Regions from separate parts of the Homo sapiens genome. Here region 1 is linked to region 2. Evidence: chromatin loops called from intact Hi-C (ENCODE). Cell type or tissue: CD4-positive, alpha-beta T cell. All regions are shown on one strand.

Region 1 (8,000 bases), 46 kb after region 2:
TGACACCTTTTCTCTATTCACATGAAACAAAGGCCTGGATCCTTGATCAGGGTCACTCAGTAAAGTAGTGAACAAGCTCCCGTGAAAGCCCAGGCCCTCCCATTTTCAGTAGGGTGTTCCCTATTCTACCACGTTCCTCCTCTTGTATAAACTAACACTCTGCTTTAAGTATGTTTAGAAACCTGTAGTCTATAGCAGCGGTCCTCAACCTTTTTGGCACCAGGGACCAGTTTCATGGAAGACAATTTTTCCACGGACTGGGGCAGGGGAGGGGGATGGTTTCCGGGTGATTCAAGTGCATTCCATTTATCGTGCACTTTATTTCTATTGTTATTATCATATTGTAATATATAATGAAATAATTATACAACTCACCATAATGTAGAATCAGTGGGAGCCCCGAGCTTGTTTTCCTGCAACTAGATGGTCCCATCTGGGGGTGATGGGAGACAGTGACAGATCATCAGGCATTAGATTCTCATAAGGAGCGTGCAACTTAGATCCCTTGCATGCACAGTTCACAGTAGGGTTTGTGCTCCTATGAGACTCTGATGCTGATGCTGATCTGACAGGAACTAAGGCAGTAAAATGTGAGTGATGGGGAGTGGCTGTAAATACATATGAAGCTTCACCCACTCACCCACCGCTCACCTCCTGCTGTGCAGCCTGGTTCCTAACAGGCCATAGACCGCTAGCTACCATCCATGCCCTGGGGGTTGGGGATGCCTGGTCTACAGTGAAGTAAATATCCTAGTTCCCTTGAGAAGGAGTCTCCATTAATGTGGAGTCATAGAGCTTTTTGGAGGAGCTGTGGACCTGCCCCCTCAGTTCCAGCTACACAGCTGCTCAGGGCCTGTTTGGCACTTGCCATACTCCTGTCCCAGGACAGGATCCCACAGTGGTAACAAAGGCTGCCGATCACTGAGCAACTACGACGTGTGCTGGGCAGGAGCTCTGTTGCTTCTAATTCTCACAACAATGCTGCAAAGGAGGGATTGTTCACTCCATTCTGTGATGAGGATATTGTATGGGTTGTGCCGTGTCCTCTAAAAAGGGAAGTCCTTACCCCAATACCTCAGAATGTGACCTTATCTGGAAATAGGGTCATTGCTGATGTAGTTAGTGAAGCTAAGATGAGGTCATGCTGGAGGAGAGTGGGCCTCACTCCGTAGGGCTGGTGTCCTTCTAAGGAGAGGACACAGACCCACAGAGGGAAGTCCATGTGATGACACAGGCAGAGATGCAGTGACGCGTCTGCAAGGTGGGAGCACCGAGGGTTGCCAGCCACCACCACAAGCGCAGTGAGAGGACGACTCTGCCAGCACCGTGGTCTGGGGCTGCCGGCCTCCAGGACTGGGAAATAATACACATCTGTTGCTTTAAGCACCCAGTGTGTGGCAGTTTGTTGAGGACGACCATGGGAAACAGATTCAGATGCTGAAGCTCGTAAAGTAGAAGACATGCCCAGAGCCACTCAGCCAACAGGCAGGTTCAGCCAGGGCTCAAATGGAGGTCTTCCTGGTTCCAAAAGAATTGCGTTTCTTCTCTACTCCACATGGCCCATCTCATCCCAGATGACCAGGGGAGACACTTGATGGCAAGGCCAACCACTGCTACCCCAGGGAAGAAAACAGAGAGAGGCAGAGGGAGGAGAGAGCCTAGGAGAGCGCCCTTCCTTTGCTGAGCTTGGCAGCTGTGCAGGCAGCCTGGCCCAAAGCAATAATTATCACAAAGCATAACCACAGCTCCAATGTATAGCCAAGAAATCTCTATCTTAGGAATACAAAGTGAGTGAGACAAGGCTTAAAAATAATATTAGTAATAATAATAATATCAAATAATATCAGAATAACCCTTCCAAGTGTGCTTTGCAAACAGCTTCTTTTTTTTTTTTTTTTTTTTTTTGAGACAGAGTCTTGCTCTGTCGCCCAGGCTGGAGTGCAGTATTGTAATCTCGGCTTACTGCAACCTCTCCCTCCCGGGTTCAAGCAATTCTGCTGCCTCAGCCTCCTGAGTAGCTGGGATTACAGGTGCATGCCACCATGCCTGGCTAATTTTTGTATTTTTAGTAGACAAGGGGTTTCACTATATTGGCCATGCTGGTCTTGAACACCTAACCTCGTGATCTGCCCACATCAGCCTCCAAAGTGCTGGGATGACAGGCGTGAGCCACCACACCAGGCCGAAAACATTGTCTTGTTTTAAGAGTTGTCACTTTGGCCAGGTGAGGTGGCTCATGCCTGTAATCCCAGCACCTTGGGAGGCCGAGGTGGGCAGATCATGAGGTCAGGAATTCGAGACCAGCCTAGCCAACATGGTGAAACCCCATCTCTACTAAAAAAATACAAAAATTAGCTGGGTGCGGTGGCGTGTGCCTGTAATCCCAGCTACTTGGGAGGCTGAGGCAGGAGAATTGCTTGAACCCAGGAGGCAGAGGTTGCAGTGCGTGGAGATCACGCCACTGCACTCCAGCCTGAGTGACAGAGCAAAATTCCGTCTCGGAATTGTCACTTTTTGAGACAGTCACGGCGAATGTCACTGAGCCTGAGCAAATGCTGCTCCTTGCCAGGCTTTCTCATATGCAGGGTCTGAGGCTCAGAGGGTAAGAAACTTTCCAAAGACGCACAGCAGAGGACTGGGGATCTGGATGCTGACCTATAGGATTGAGTCCATGCCTTGTGCTGCCCTAACAGAAAGTCCTGGGAAGGGCTGAGCTCAGGATACAAGCTTTACTAGGTGCAATAAATAGGTCACTGCTGGGCTGGTTCTCCTGAGGTCTCACTATCAGCTTTGGAGAAGATGCCTTTGTTCTTTCTGACTTTTGGCCCAGGAATCTTTATTAACTACTGTGATCAGGAGAAAGAGCCTGTGACAAATTGGAGGGTTGCCTATGGGGCCTCTAGGTTGCAGGGACAGAGAGATGTGTAGAGACTGAGGGAAGCAAAGGTGCATGGGGGTGAAGGTGGTACCTCTCCCTCTGCTGGTAAACAAGAACAGCCCCTCCACAACAGCCTCCCTTCCAGATGCCTGGGGTTTGCTGCTTGGAACCAAGCACCGTAGTCATCTCCTCTCCCCTGCCCTTCCTGTTCCTCTGAAGCTGAAGTCACTTCCCTGGATGATGCCTGGATAGAAGCAGGTGAGAGGGGAAAGTGCCTTGGGTGGAGGGAAACTTGTGAGATGAAAGAGGCCTCCTGAGGGGCTGTCAATCATCTAGGGCAATCTTTTTCTTTTTCTCTCTCTCTCTTTTTATTTTAATTAAGATGGAGTCTCGCTCTGTCACCTAGGCTGGAGTGCAGTGGTGAGATCTCAGCTCACTGCAACCTCTGCCACCCGGGTTCAAGTAATTCTCCTGCCTTAGCCTCCCAAGTAGCTGGAATTACAGGCACATACCACCACACCCAGCTAATTTTTGTATTTTTAGTGGAGATGGGGTTTCACCATGTTGGCCAGGCTGGTCTCAAACTCCCAACCTCAGGTGATCCGCCCACCTTGGCCTCCCGAAGTGCTGGGATTACAGGCAAGAGCCACCGAGCCCAGCCTTGAGGGTGATCTTTATCCTTTCCCAAGTTCAGTGAGTTGTACTCAAATCCCTCCTCAGAAATCCTCTTCATAAGAAGTCTCTATTTCATCCCATGCCCCCAGTCCTTTCCTCAGTGAGCCCAGATAGGCCTAGAACTGTGAGTCAGGATTTCTTCCAAAAGGATGAAAGTTTTGATGAGTGAAGTAAATATTTTCCCAATCAAAATGAAAAGTAAGAAAAGAAGAAGAGAAAGGAGAGGAAGAAAGAAAGAGAGAGAGAGAGAGAAAGAAAAAGAAAGAAAGAAAGAAAGAAAGAAAGGAAGGAAGGAAGGAAGGAAGGAAGAAGGAGAGAAAGAGAAGAAAGAAGAGAGAGAGGGAGAGGAGGGAAGGGGAGGGGGAGGTAAAGGGACAAACTAAAAGGAAAACAGAGGGGAGGGAGAGAAAGGAAAAAGTTTGGAAACTTCCTAGGATGAGCTGACTTCCCTCTAGCTGTCCTGCTCCCTCTCCCTCTTCCTCTCCCTCTCCCTCTGCCTCTTCCCTCCCCCCATCTGTCTCTCACTCTTGCTTTTGTTCTTGTGCTTGCTCTCTCCCCGTCTCTCTTTCACTTTCTCTTTTGTTCTTGCTCTCTCTGTCTCTCTCTCTCCACCTCATTTTCCACTTTTTCACATACCATGAAGCAGAAAAGAAACTTATCTTGAAAAGATTCATCCAGGACGAGGTGTCACCCACACACTGATGACTGTTGGGGGCAGGGTGGTTAATTCTTTCACAGAGAGAAACTTCTCTCTGGGGAGAGCAGAGAGAGAAGAGGTGGAATTTTTTACTCACAGAGACTGACAAGATAAAATTAGAGAATTTGGGTCTAGAAGGCCAAGCAGTAAAAATAAATATGGAAAGAACATCCTCATGGAATGTTCCACAACCTGCGTCCTTCCCAACCCTACTGCCTTCTCTCCATGGCCCTGGAAGCTCATGTCTAGGGGGAGTTTTATCTGGGGCAGTAATGGAGAGAAGGAGGTTCTAAAAAGAACGGTTACCATCACGTAGGAGTTTTGTATTTCGGACCTCAAATCTGTGTGGACAATAACTGGAACCCTTTTGATATTCAATAACTGAAATTTATTTCTCCTTTAGTGCCCATTTCACCTGTTGGCAGAAGCTTGTTTTTAGCCACATCAGGCTCTCTAGCCCTCCCCACCCAGGACTTTGCTGACTCAAAGGCCGGATTGCTCTGTCCACAGTCTCCAGCACCCCCCGCTCCCTCTCTTGCTGGAGCCATGCTGGGTACCCAGAAACCTCATGCCCAGTCTTGGCCCATCTTCCCAAATTACTATTTCCATTTTTTCTTTCCTGGTAATTTCTTTACCCTGTAGCCATCCCCCCATTACTACTGTACCTCGAGTCCCCTGGGGCTTCAGAGAAAGTCTGCTAACAACAGAAAAGGCAGAAGCCCTGAGCCCGCATCACTCTGATCCTAAAGGAGGAGGAGAGCTCCTTAGTGGCTGCAGCCTGTTTAACTTTTGTCTGCTTTCACATGACTTCAGGACTCTGAAAGATCAAGCAAAAACCAGGATCTTGGCACAGAACAAAAGTGAAATGGCATTTTTGCCCAAATATTAATAAACGCAAATGCACACCCCTGTTGTCCCTGTTGGACATGCTGGGGGACCGTGGATTTTCTCAGTCACTAATGGGAGAAATGTAAATGATAATCAGATCTTGTGGTGGGTAACTTGGTGATTGGTGTCACAAATCTTAAAACTTTTGAGCACTTATCACTTCTGCTTGGAAGAATTATAATCCTGTGCAAAAAATTGCATATGCACCTAAAATATATGTAGAGAATATTTATTTAAGTATTGCTTAAATATTAGTTAATAATTCAACACAATCTGAAAGTCCCCAAATAGGGGATTGGCTGAATGTATTAGGGTACTTCCATAAAATGGAGGAAACATGCAGCCATGAAAGTTTGCTGTACATGATATTTCACCATATTAAAAAATCAATGATATATTGCTAAGTGCAAAATGCAATTTTTTTTTTTGAGACGGAGTCTCGCTTTGTTACCCAGGCTGGAGTGTAGTGGCACGATCTTGGCTCACTGCAAGCTCCGCCTCCCGGGTTCAAGCGATTCTCCTGCTTCAGCCTCCCGAGTAGCTGGGATTACAGGCACCTGCCACCACGTCCAGCTAATTTTTGTATTTTTAGTAGAGACGGGGTTTCACCATGTTGGTCAGGCTGGTCCCCAACTCTTGACCTCAAGTGATCCATCCTCCTCGGCCTCCCAAAGTGCTGGGATTACAGGGGTGAGCCACTGCGCCCGGCCTATTCTTTTCTTTTCATCAAATTTTTTTCTCCCACAGAAAGCCCAATAGAAAACAGCACAGTGTTAAGCCTTCTTGGCTATACAAGCTCGAAGAATACTTCACAGAAATGAAAAACCATTTGTGTTCCACACCTACCCAGGCTGGTAATGAGACAGGTGTTTTGTTTGTAGCTGAAAGTTAAAGATTATACCTCTTGCTGAATTCGAAATGAGTTCACCAAAAAACAAAGCAAAACCTTCCAAAACAAACAAAAGATCCACCACGCCCCATGTGTTGTTTCAGTAAATCCACTTTCTTGCTGACTGTCTCGCTCCTCCTCATTGTTCTTCCTATAAAATGGATCACTTGGCCCACAAGCACATGAGCCAAACAGATCTTAATGATCACTGGCGACATTGAAATCCAAGAACACAGGAGCTGTTGAAGCCTGAGACCAAATCTGGGAAGGGAGAATTGAAAAGGACAAGAAAATCGTCCCACAAAGGATTTGAACACACACGGAAGTGGCATGTTAAAACGATATGTGCACCATGAAGAATCTTGAAGAGAAAATTGTAGTTGGGAAGTTTCTTAGTAAGGGGAGAGGGAGTTCTTACTATATACATTATATTAACATATTAACGTTAATCAATATTAATTTCTGGAAGAATATACTTCACTAAAATGAAAAAAGGTTTGATGTTGAAGAAATTGAGACACAAAAGAGAATCCATTTATTTAACTTGGGGAGTTAGTTTCACTTTGGTTTATTTATGATATTTCAATATGCTGACTTTAATTTTTTTGGATACGCTATATTAGTACATATTTGTGGGGTACATGCACAGAATGTGTGATGATCTAGTCAAGATATTGATCATTTCCACGTGTTGGGTACACATCAAGTCCTCTCTTGTAGCTATTCTGAAATACATAATACATTGTGTTAACTATAGCCACACTGCTCTGTTATCAAACATTAGAACTTATTAAATGGAAAGATACCCAGCACTTGGGGAAGCCGAGGCAGGCGGATCATTTGAGATTGGGAGTTCAAGACCAGCCTGGCCAACATGGTGAAACCCCATCTCTACTAAAAATACAAAAAAATTAGCCTGGCGTAGTGGTGTGCACCTATAGTCCCGGCTACTTGGGAGGCTGAGGCAGGAGAATTGCTTGAACCCAGGAGGCGGAGGTTGCAGTGAGCTGAGATCGTGTCACTGGGAGACAGAGTTAGACTCTGTCTCAAAAAAAAAGAAAAGAAAAGACACAAAGGCACACTCTTATTTTATGAATAAATGTCTCCTCAGTCAGAGGCAGATGCTTGTCCATACGCTGCAGTTACCACTGTGAGTGGCAGTGAAGACGCACCAGAGGCACAGCCCTGTTAGTCATTCTAGGGCTGGTTTTTGTCCATCCCTAAGACTGCAGTTCATTAGATGAAGTTGAAATAGCTCCTTACTGTGGAACTACGAAGAGAAGTAACCGCCTCACTCGGCTTGCTGGTCTAGTGCTGGAGAACGAGGTTATAGGTGTATCTTTGACCACTGTGGGACGTGGGCCCTCATCTTCCAGAGGGACAAAAATTACAAGATCTCAGAGTTGCCTCGGGATTGTTGAAAGATCAAAATCAGACAATGGGCCAGTGCAGGGTATTGTTATCACTGGGTGTCAGGAGCTGATGGCTACCAGAATTTAAATGAAGGGCCTTCAGAATGAACGCTGTTGACAATGCCATCGATCGTTTCCCTCCTTCTGAGTCCACCCTTGACGAGGGCCACAGCCTGGCTTCTGTCATAGAACTCCCATGGTACTTTCCATGAAGTTAAGAAAGTCATTGTACACCTCCCAGCACTTTTATTTCTGCTGAATAAAATCTCCCTCTCCTGGCCTTGGAAACTGCTACAGCTCACTAACCCTCTATCCTCAGAAACAGCCCTTCCAGCAACGCTGGCGGGCACCTGCCCATATCCTCAGGGAATTCCACTGGACTTTCCCAGTTCCTCCCTGGCCTCACGCCATTTTCACTGCATTCGTGTTTAGCACGTGCTTTATTCTCTCCCAGTTACACAGAGTTTCATGGAAAATCTCATGACAGTTTTTGGAATTGGGTTGATTGATAGGGCCATCCTTGGGAGAAGACGTGGTTGGCAATTGGTAAATTGGGGCAAA
Region 2 (8,000 bases):
TAAGCACAGCGCCTTCTCCAAGCTCCACGCTTCACGCTGCACACACGGCATTCATCTGAGCCTGCTGTGTCACCTGTGAGGGAACTGGGACTGAGGGGAACTGACACAGAAGTGCGGCTGGACATAACATCCAGGAAACAGTAGCAGGTTGACTGAATAGCTTCTAAGAAGGATAAAATCAAATCCCAGATGACAGTCTTAATAAGGTTGCGATACCAATTTGAAATTACAGTTGACTCTTAAACACCGGTTTGAACTGCGAGGGTCCACTTAGAGATGGATTTTTTTTTCCAAAAAATACAGTCCGTGGGTTTTGTATCCACAACCAAACACAGATAGAAAATATAGTATTCTCAGGATTTAAATCTGCCCGTACGGAAGCCTGGCTTTTCATAACCTTCGGTCCCCAGGACTCACTATGGGACTTGAGTATGTGCAGATTTTCATGTCTTACCCATGGCCCTGGAAGCAATTTCCTACAGATTCCCAGGGATGACTGTATTTGCCTAATGTTTCTTTCCCAGCAGACTCATGTCTGTCTTGTGCACTGCTGTGTTCCTGGCACCATGGGGGAGCGTGGTGCAGAGCAAGTTTCCTCAGATGGCCCTTTGTGGATGGACTACAGGAGCAGAGATGTGCAAGAAGCAAGTTTCAGAAGGAATTCAAACCAAAATGTAGAGTTTGAAGGCAACAGTGACCTTTGCAATCATACCTCCCTGTTATTCAGTAACAAAGCCACCACCATGTATCAAGCACCCACAGGCCACACCTGTCTTCTGGACGATTTTCGGGGCATCATATTTCAATGTTCTGTCCATTTCCAGGCACAAAGTGCTTTCACTCACATTCGGTCCTTGCTGCAACTGCAAGCCACTGAAGACAGGTGTGTCTGATCCCAACGTGGAGCCCACAGTAACAGCAAGCAGCGACTGTTGCTTGTGCAGGAGGCCCTGTGTGCCACATGTTGCTCTTCACTACTGATCAGGGCTGTTTACGTGGGTCCCATCACAGCTGCTCTGTGACTAGGGAACTTGACGTCTCCATTTTTCAACTGAAAACACAGAAGTACAAAGGGGTTCACCACCTTGTCCACGGTTGCCCTGCTTCTAACTGGTCATGTTGGAATAAAAACAAGCAACTGTCATCCGGGATATTAACCACGCAGGCTGTGGTGTTGCAAAGCAGGGGAGCACGGAGCAGGGAGCATACCACCCTGCTGAGATCAGCTCACTCACAAGTGGCAGGGCTAGGGCTGCAGTGCAGCTCACTTACGGGCACTGTGTAAGCCTGAAAGCAAAGTCCACATCCAAAGGTCGTAGTGGCCCCAAAACAGCTTCCTGACCTGCTTCTGTGGTCCCAGACCTCTTGCTGCTGAGGTACCTTAGCTTTCCAATTACTCTTGCCAATTCTGCCTGCCCAGTACTGCTAAAAGGCCACTTCCCTCCGTCCCATGGCCTCAAACACACTTCAGAGAGAATTTCTGGGCACTTTCAGAAGGCTGGTCACTACAGCACAAAAGAAGTCAAAGTTATCGCGTTAGTGCTCCCAAATCTGAGGCACAGTTTGGAGATGGGGGCTCTGAGTCAAGGGGCAGGCTGGGGACTGTTCCGGTGCCTGTGACTATGGGACTGAGTCAGTCACAGCCCCTCTCATTTTCACCAGTGAAGGACATAATGTATACAGTGTTGCATTTCCAAGACAAAGTGCCTTAAATTGGCTTAGGTCAGCAGACTACAGAAGAAACAGGATATTCGAGGCCCCTGCTTGGATAGCTGATGCCTGCTTGTAGGCCTCCCCCTTTCCCCGCTTACCCCCCATTAGTTGCCTTCACCAGAACCGAAGAAGTTTAGTCTAAAATGAAAGCTTACTACTAGCCTGCAAAATAGCTCCCTTTGTCTGTTCTTATCAGCCAGCCCAGCTACTTAGGTCGTAAGTGAAATACTTGAAGAGCCCCTGAGCTGACTAGGATTGCAATGCATTGTGGGCTGTGACAAAATGCAGCAAGACAACCCTAAAAACAAACAAACAAACAAAAACACCTAAAGCCCCTGCCTAACAATCAATAGGTGACGTCCAGGAAGGTTGTGACCCCATAGTACTCAGCCTGTGGGAAACTGGGGGAGGAGCCTGCACACTAGTGGACAAATTGCTTGTTGAAACTGCTGGGTGTGCCTGTCCGTCAGACACCCGATTTTGCAAGACTGACTGTTTATTAAAAATCTCACTTTCGCTGTTCTCTGGGTCTCTGAGTCCATTCTTCGGGTTTGGATGGGTGAGTTTGTTTCTTACGCCTAGTGAGGGACTGGGCCAGGCAGTCTCTTGAGGTCCTCCCTCTGCTTCTCATAAGACATCTGTTGTATCTCTTCCTCTCCTCATCACACACTTCTGTGACTCCCCTTGAAAGACAAGAGCATGTTCAGTCCCCATCAGACATGGACAGTCAGTGCTTCCTTGCCCCGAATTTCTTCCCCTTGCCCTTGGCCACCCTAGACCCCTGGGCTTTCCCAGTAAGTCACACATCAAAACCTTCCTGCCATGTGTTTATAGGATTTTATATTTTGATTATGGAAGTTAAAAGTGTAGTGATCCAGTTAACATTTTATTTCTTCCAGAAAACTTAAGGCTTTAACTCTGTCAAAATATGTGCATTATGAAAGGTTCATATCCCCCAATATCTGCATCCTTAGAAATAAGAGCTTAGCCACTGTTGTATAGATTAACTTTGGCAGTGCCAGCCCTTTATTTGTATATGGAGCACAGGAGCCTGAATTAGCTGGCATTTTATTTCCTTACTAAGTCAATAAACACTTTTTTTTTTTTGAGACGGGGTCTCACTCTGTCGCCCAGGCTGGAGTGCAGTGGTGCGATCTCGGCTCACTGCAAGCTCCGCCTCCTGGGTTCACGCCATTCTCCTGCCTCAGCCTCCCGAGTAGCTGGGACTACAGGCACCTGCCACTGCGCCCGGCTACTTTTTTTTGTATGTTTTTTTTAGTAGAGATGGGGTTTCACCATATTAGCCAGGATGCTCTTGAACTCCTGACCTCATGATCCGCCCGCCTCGGCCTCCCAAAGTGCTGGGATTACAGGCGTGAGCCACCGCGCTGGGCCTAAACACTTATTTTTTAACACTATTGTCCCAGGCACTGTACTAGGTGCCAAGAAAACAAAAATGAACACAGAAAAAATATATACTCAAGTTATTCATGGTCTAGAGAAAAAGACAGACGTACGTGAATTCTTAGGCAATATGTGCCTGATACATCAACACACATAAGCGTGTGATAAACCACAGGGAGACTTGGGAAGGCTTCACGAAGGAGGGTGCCTGAGAGCTGAGGGCTCCATCCGAATTTCAGCCTCCAGGTGGTTCCCCGACTCCTTTCCCCACAGCTCTGGGCTGGAGTTGACAGATGGGTCGGTCAGCTAGCGTGGGCGAGACCATAGTCTCCACCTCACTGTCCAGTGGCCAGGGACCCGCTAGAGGGAGCCAGATGATTGTGGGAGAAGCAGGCCTTGCCACAGCCTCTTTGGTGTGGTGAGAAAATGTTTCTGTTTTAACAAAGTTGTACCCAACTCCTAAGCGTCACACATATAATCCTGCAGATCCGAATCCTACCAATCAGCAGGCACGGGTTCATCTCTACATCAGCTTCCCTTATTTGATGTACGGATGAACCCCACACTTGCTAATAGTACCTGAGTGTGGGCAACACTTCCAGATCTTTCCATAAAATTCAGCACAAGGGCCCTCATGGGTAAGGTGGCTTCCTCATTTGAATACAGATTCTCACATTGACATGGCCCTACCTCTGAGGATGACTTTTGAAGGACACAACAAGCCTCTGAGGCCTGTCACTGAATTCCTGTTATTTCAGAACACAGGGTTTTTGTGTGTGTCTTCTTCCTCCCCTGCCATGTTTCAGGGAAAGGGAATTCAACGTAAAGGGGCCCTTTGCAAAACATACCTTGCAGATGGACCCATCAGAACTGCCTAGGTCTTCCATTTGGGGGCCGGTTCCCAGGCTGACAGATCTGTGACTCTGTAAATGAGTAAGAACCTGAATGTGTCACAGAAAATTCTTCCTGGTCCATAGACTGAATGAAGCAAATGTGAGGTGTGGTTGATCATCATGAAGTTTCTAAGAGTAAAAGAGAGAAAGCAAAAAAGTACATCTTGTTCTCTTCAGCTCAGTGGCTGGATTTAAATTCAGTCTCCACATAAAACTTCAGAAACGGCCCCTGCCCTAGGACAATGGCCAAAATAACAAATAGCTGAAAATCTCCTTTCACTCTGAAGGCCAGTCCTTTCCCCCTGGGCAGCCCCCTCTCCTTCGGAGTGGGGAGGCAAACCTCCCGGTTGGACTGGAACTCCCGGGGCGTTCAACAGCAACGGGGCGGCCTGCTCCCACTTGCTTTGTCCCCAGGGTTTCAACCCTCTCAACAGTTTCTTCTCGTTGCTTCTGTGACTGTTTTTTTTGTTTTTTTTTCTGCCCTGTCCTACCTCTGTGACTGTTTTCTGCCACCTTTGTTAATCCTTCCCCTTGCCAGCTCCAATTTTAAGTGTCCCCTGAGACTGGTAACTCACTGCTTTGTGCCAGGAGGTTCCTTGGCTCCAATCAGGGGTTCCTGACAACTCCCACATTCCAAGCTGGACCCCTCCTCAGCAGGTCCCACCCCACACAAGCTCTCTTCTTCAAACCGGCTGGCTTCCCCAGCCCCTAGCCCTCTGAGGCCATCACCCTTTCATAGGCATCTGTGTGTGTTTGTCAGAGCTGTAAAGAACCACAAACCAGGGGGCCTAAGATCTCGGAAACTTTATACTTTCACGGTTCTGGAGGCAAGAAGTTTGCGAGCAAGGTGCTGGCGGAGTTGGAGCCTCTGAGGGCTTCTAGTGGTTTGCTAGCCATCTTTGTGTTTGCCATCTCTGCCTTCATCTTCACATGTTCTCCGTGTGTGTCCATGTCTCCAAATTTCTCCTTTCCGTAAGGACACCAGTCATATTGGATTAAGGCCCACCCTAACGCTTCATTTTTACTTGATTACTTCTGTAAAGACACTGTCTCCAAATAAGGTCACATTTTCAAGAACTGCTTTGAACTTCAACATAGAAACTTTCTTTTTCGAGGAAAAGAGAATCAGGATTCAACCCAGAACAACACCCAAGCAAGAAGCCTGAGACAGAGCTTTGTGTCTTCCTGCTCCCTAATGCCAGCCTTAGCCAAGCCTCCCTGTATCTCCCACGCCCACTCCCCAGCCTGCACCTTCACCTCCAGGGGGCCTCTGTCTACTGACCTGTCTTTCCCCAGCCAATCCTCTGCAAAGTGCTGCAGTCCCCAAACCATAAAGAACCAGTTTTGTTACATTGCTATGGTTGCTCAAGGACAGACATTGGCTCCCTAGCACTGTGGAAGGCAAGTCAGAAGCCTCTGCCTCCCCTGAACCCCTCCCGTCCTACCTGGGAGGGAACCACACTCAGGAGCTAGACAGTTCTCAGGAGCCTCATGGCAACTGCTCACATCTGAGTCCCAGCTGGAGTTCAACCTAAGTCTCCCTTCTTCAGTGACACCCTCCTGATGCTTAACTGTGCTTTCTTAGAGCTTTACCAGCGCTGCAACAGAGGCCTGATAGCTCTGTGCTTAGTGATTTTGCTGTCTCGTGCCTCGGGGCTGTGACTGGGCTTCCCTGTGTCCTGGTCCTCGCCCAGCACACGACTGAGATGGACAGGAGGTTAATACATGAGCGTTGAATCAGCGGAAGATCTGGGGACCAACTCAATGATTACAGAGTGAATGATGGTGCCAAGGCCAGGGCTCTGAACCCGCAGGGAACTTGCTCACTGTTTGTTTGTGTGGCTGCACCCTGCCTCCCCCTTCCTTGGGGGTCTGAGATGCCACAATCACCTTCTCTGGTTCACTAGAACAGAAAAGGGGCCCAGAAGCCCCCATGACATCACACACCCCCCTCATGCCCTGAGGCCCAAAGTTCTTTTCAGAGAAGTGTTGTGTTGTTGAGCTCCACCTCCACAGGAGTGATTGAGCTCTTCAGGGAGGGCTGGGGGCAGCCATCAGGTGCCTGGGTGTGTTTGGTCATGATCCCTGGATAGGGACCCACCTGTGCCTCCCCACCCAACAAGGGAATGATTCATTGTCTCAAAGTGCCGCGGGAGGGCAAGGACTTAGCCCCAGCCAGAGTGCAGTGTGGTGTGAAAACTGGCTCAGGAGCACCATAACCTATGAGCTTCCTGATTTCCTTTAGCAATGGAAGGTCATTGGCCAAAGGGTGACCTCAAGGTCAGAGGTTGTTGTCTGTACAAGTACCGTCTGCAGCAGCCTCAGACAGAGGCCATTTCTGCTTGGACACCTGCAGCCCTTGGTGGCCCAGAGATGCTGCCTTGAAGTGAAAATGCAAAGCGATTTGAAGTCCCCAGAAGACAGAGGGGTGCTGGCCTCACTTGGCTCATAATGAAGCCCCGGATTGCGTGCTGGGGCTGGAGAAGCCACAGGAGCTGTTGCCGCTGGGGCCTGGGCAGAGGGCAGCAGGAAGGTACAGGGCTGTCCCTGCATGAGGAACTCACCGAGACCTGTACTTGTGTGACGGATGGTTCATACAAGTATTGAAGGTCCACATCACCAGCATCGGCCAGCTCAAAGACCAGCATGGGTGGAGGACCAGCCTCCAGCCAGTCAGCTCCAGGAGACACGCCTGGCCAGGACCAGCTACAGGATTTGCAGGCCCCATTGCAAGATGAAAATGAGGGATCCATGGTTCAAAAATGACTAAGAATGTCAATCCAGTGACAGCAGAGCAAGCGTGGGCCCTTCTGAGTGCAGGGACAGCCTGGGTGTCACCCCACGAAGCCAGCCCCAGACCCCACATGTGGAGGAACTCACTGCTCAACCTAAACCGTCTGCTGAGGGAGGCCCAGTCACACCCGGGCTTTCCCGCAGCCTCTTCCAGTGGGATTCCCACAACACCCTTCCTCCCGGAAGCGCCCTGCCTTCCTCTGGAAAGGGGCCTGGGATGTTCCCTTAGAATAACCTATCGAGTGAGCATTTGGCAAATGGGCTCTGTATTTGTGTTATATGGAACAATAAAAATGTTCTTGGGAAGAAACTTGAACTCCAGAGCTCACCTCCTGCTTGAAACAAGTGACGTCTCCTGCAGCTAAGTAAGTGAGAGTCATGTGGGGTTGGGAGCCAGCGCTTTGAGGCCAGGACAGGGGCTGGGAGAAAAGTGGCCCAGGCCGGGTGCCATGGCTCACGCCTGTAATCCCAGCACTCTGGGAGGCCAAGGCAGGCGGATAACGAGGTCAGGAGATCAAGACCATCCTGGCCAACATGGTGAAACCCCGTCTCTACTAAAAATACAAAAATTAGCTGGGCATGGTGGCACATGCCTGTAATCCCAGCTACTTGGGAGGCTGAGGCAGAAGAATAGCTTGAAGCAGGGAGTCGGAGGTTGCAGTGATCCAAGATCGTGCCACTGCACTCCAGCCTGCGTGACAGCAAGACTCTGTCAGGGAAAATAAAAAAAAAAAAGTGGCCCAATGAGCACAGGTCCGCAGCTGAACACAAGGAAGTAGGATTCAGAGAAAGACAGGGGAAGTGAGTTTGCTAGGAGGAAGAAAAGACAGACCTCAGGACCCAAGGACTCAAGGTGAGCATCAATCTCACTGTTCTCGGTAGGGTGGGATGGTGGTGGTCACATAGAATGGGGGGGAACTCGACAATCACTGGGAGACAGTGCTGACCAAATGAACCAATGAACTGTGTAGCCAAGGAACACTACTGTGTGTGTGTATGTGTGTGTCACGTGTGTGTCATGTGTATGTGTGTGTTGTGTGTATGTGTCGTGTGTATGTGTGTCACGTGTGTGTCGTGTGTGTATGTGTGTCATGTGTGTATGTGTGTGTCGTGTGTGTGTGTACAGAATCTGATGCTTTTATAATGAAGGATGGCTGAAGACTAGGAGAGATGGTGGCAGGATGGCATCAGGGTTGT

The links. Hi-C counts contacts between places; a loop is a spot of excess contacts. Peaks named below come from ENCODE experiments on the same cell type or tissue, not always from the same donor. Only the 100,000 strongest peaks of a DNase experiment are listed, where the experiment ranks them.
Region 1: a loop joins it to region 2, with 2.8 times the contacts of the local background. A loop is called at or near these places in 9 of 110 quality-filtered maps.

Annotation. Positions count from the first base shown.
Region 1 is chr6:231,980-239,979 of GRCh38, forward strand. LOC105374870 (a long non-coding RNA gene) reads left to right here. Exons shown (of 3, transcript XR_926357.3): 2 at 3,024-3,136; 3 at 4,654-5,155. Among named protein-coding and RNA genes, the nearest start is that of LINC03066, 30 kb to the left of the region's middle. RefSeq lists an enhancer at 4,055-4,144. In CD4-positive, alpha-beta T cell, no CTCF peak of the experiment used is centred here; a DNase peak (open chromatin) is centred at 4,122; H3K4me3 peaks cover 904 bases; H3K27ac peaks cover 1,146 bases.
Region 2 is chr6:185,511-193,510 of GRCh38, forward strand. It overlaps LIRIL2R (lincRNA regulator of IL2RA), which reads left to right. Exons shown (of 2, transcript XR_926349.3): 2 at 1-2,236. It overlaps LINC03066 (long intergenic non-protein coding RNA 3066), which reads right to left. Exons shown (of 8, transcript NR_126020.1): 3 at 3,966-4,139; 4 at 2,226-2,396; 5 at 846-1,051. Among named protein-coding and RNA genes, the nearest start is that of LIRIL2R, 9.1 kb to the left of the region's middle. RefSeq lists an enhancer at 3,799-3,858. In CD4-positive, alpha-beta T cell, CTCF peaks have their summits at 3,473 (motif pointing right) and 3,672; a DNase peak (open chromatin) is centred at 3,481.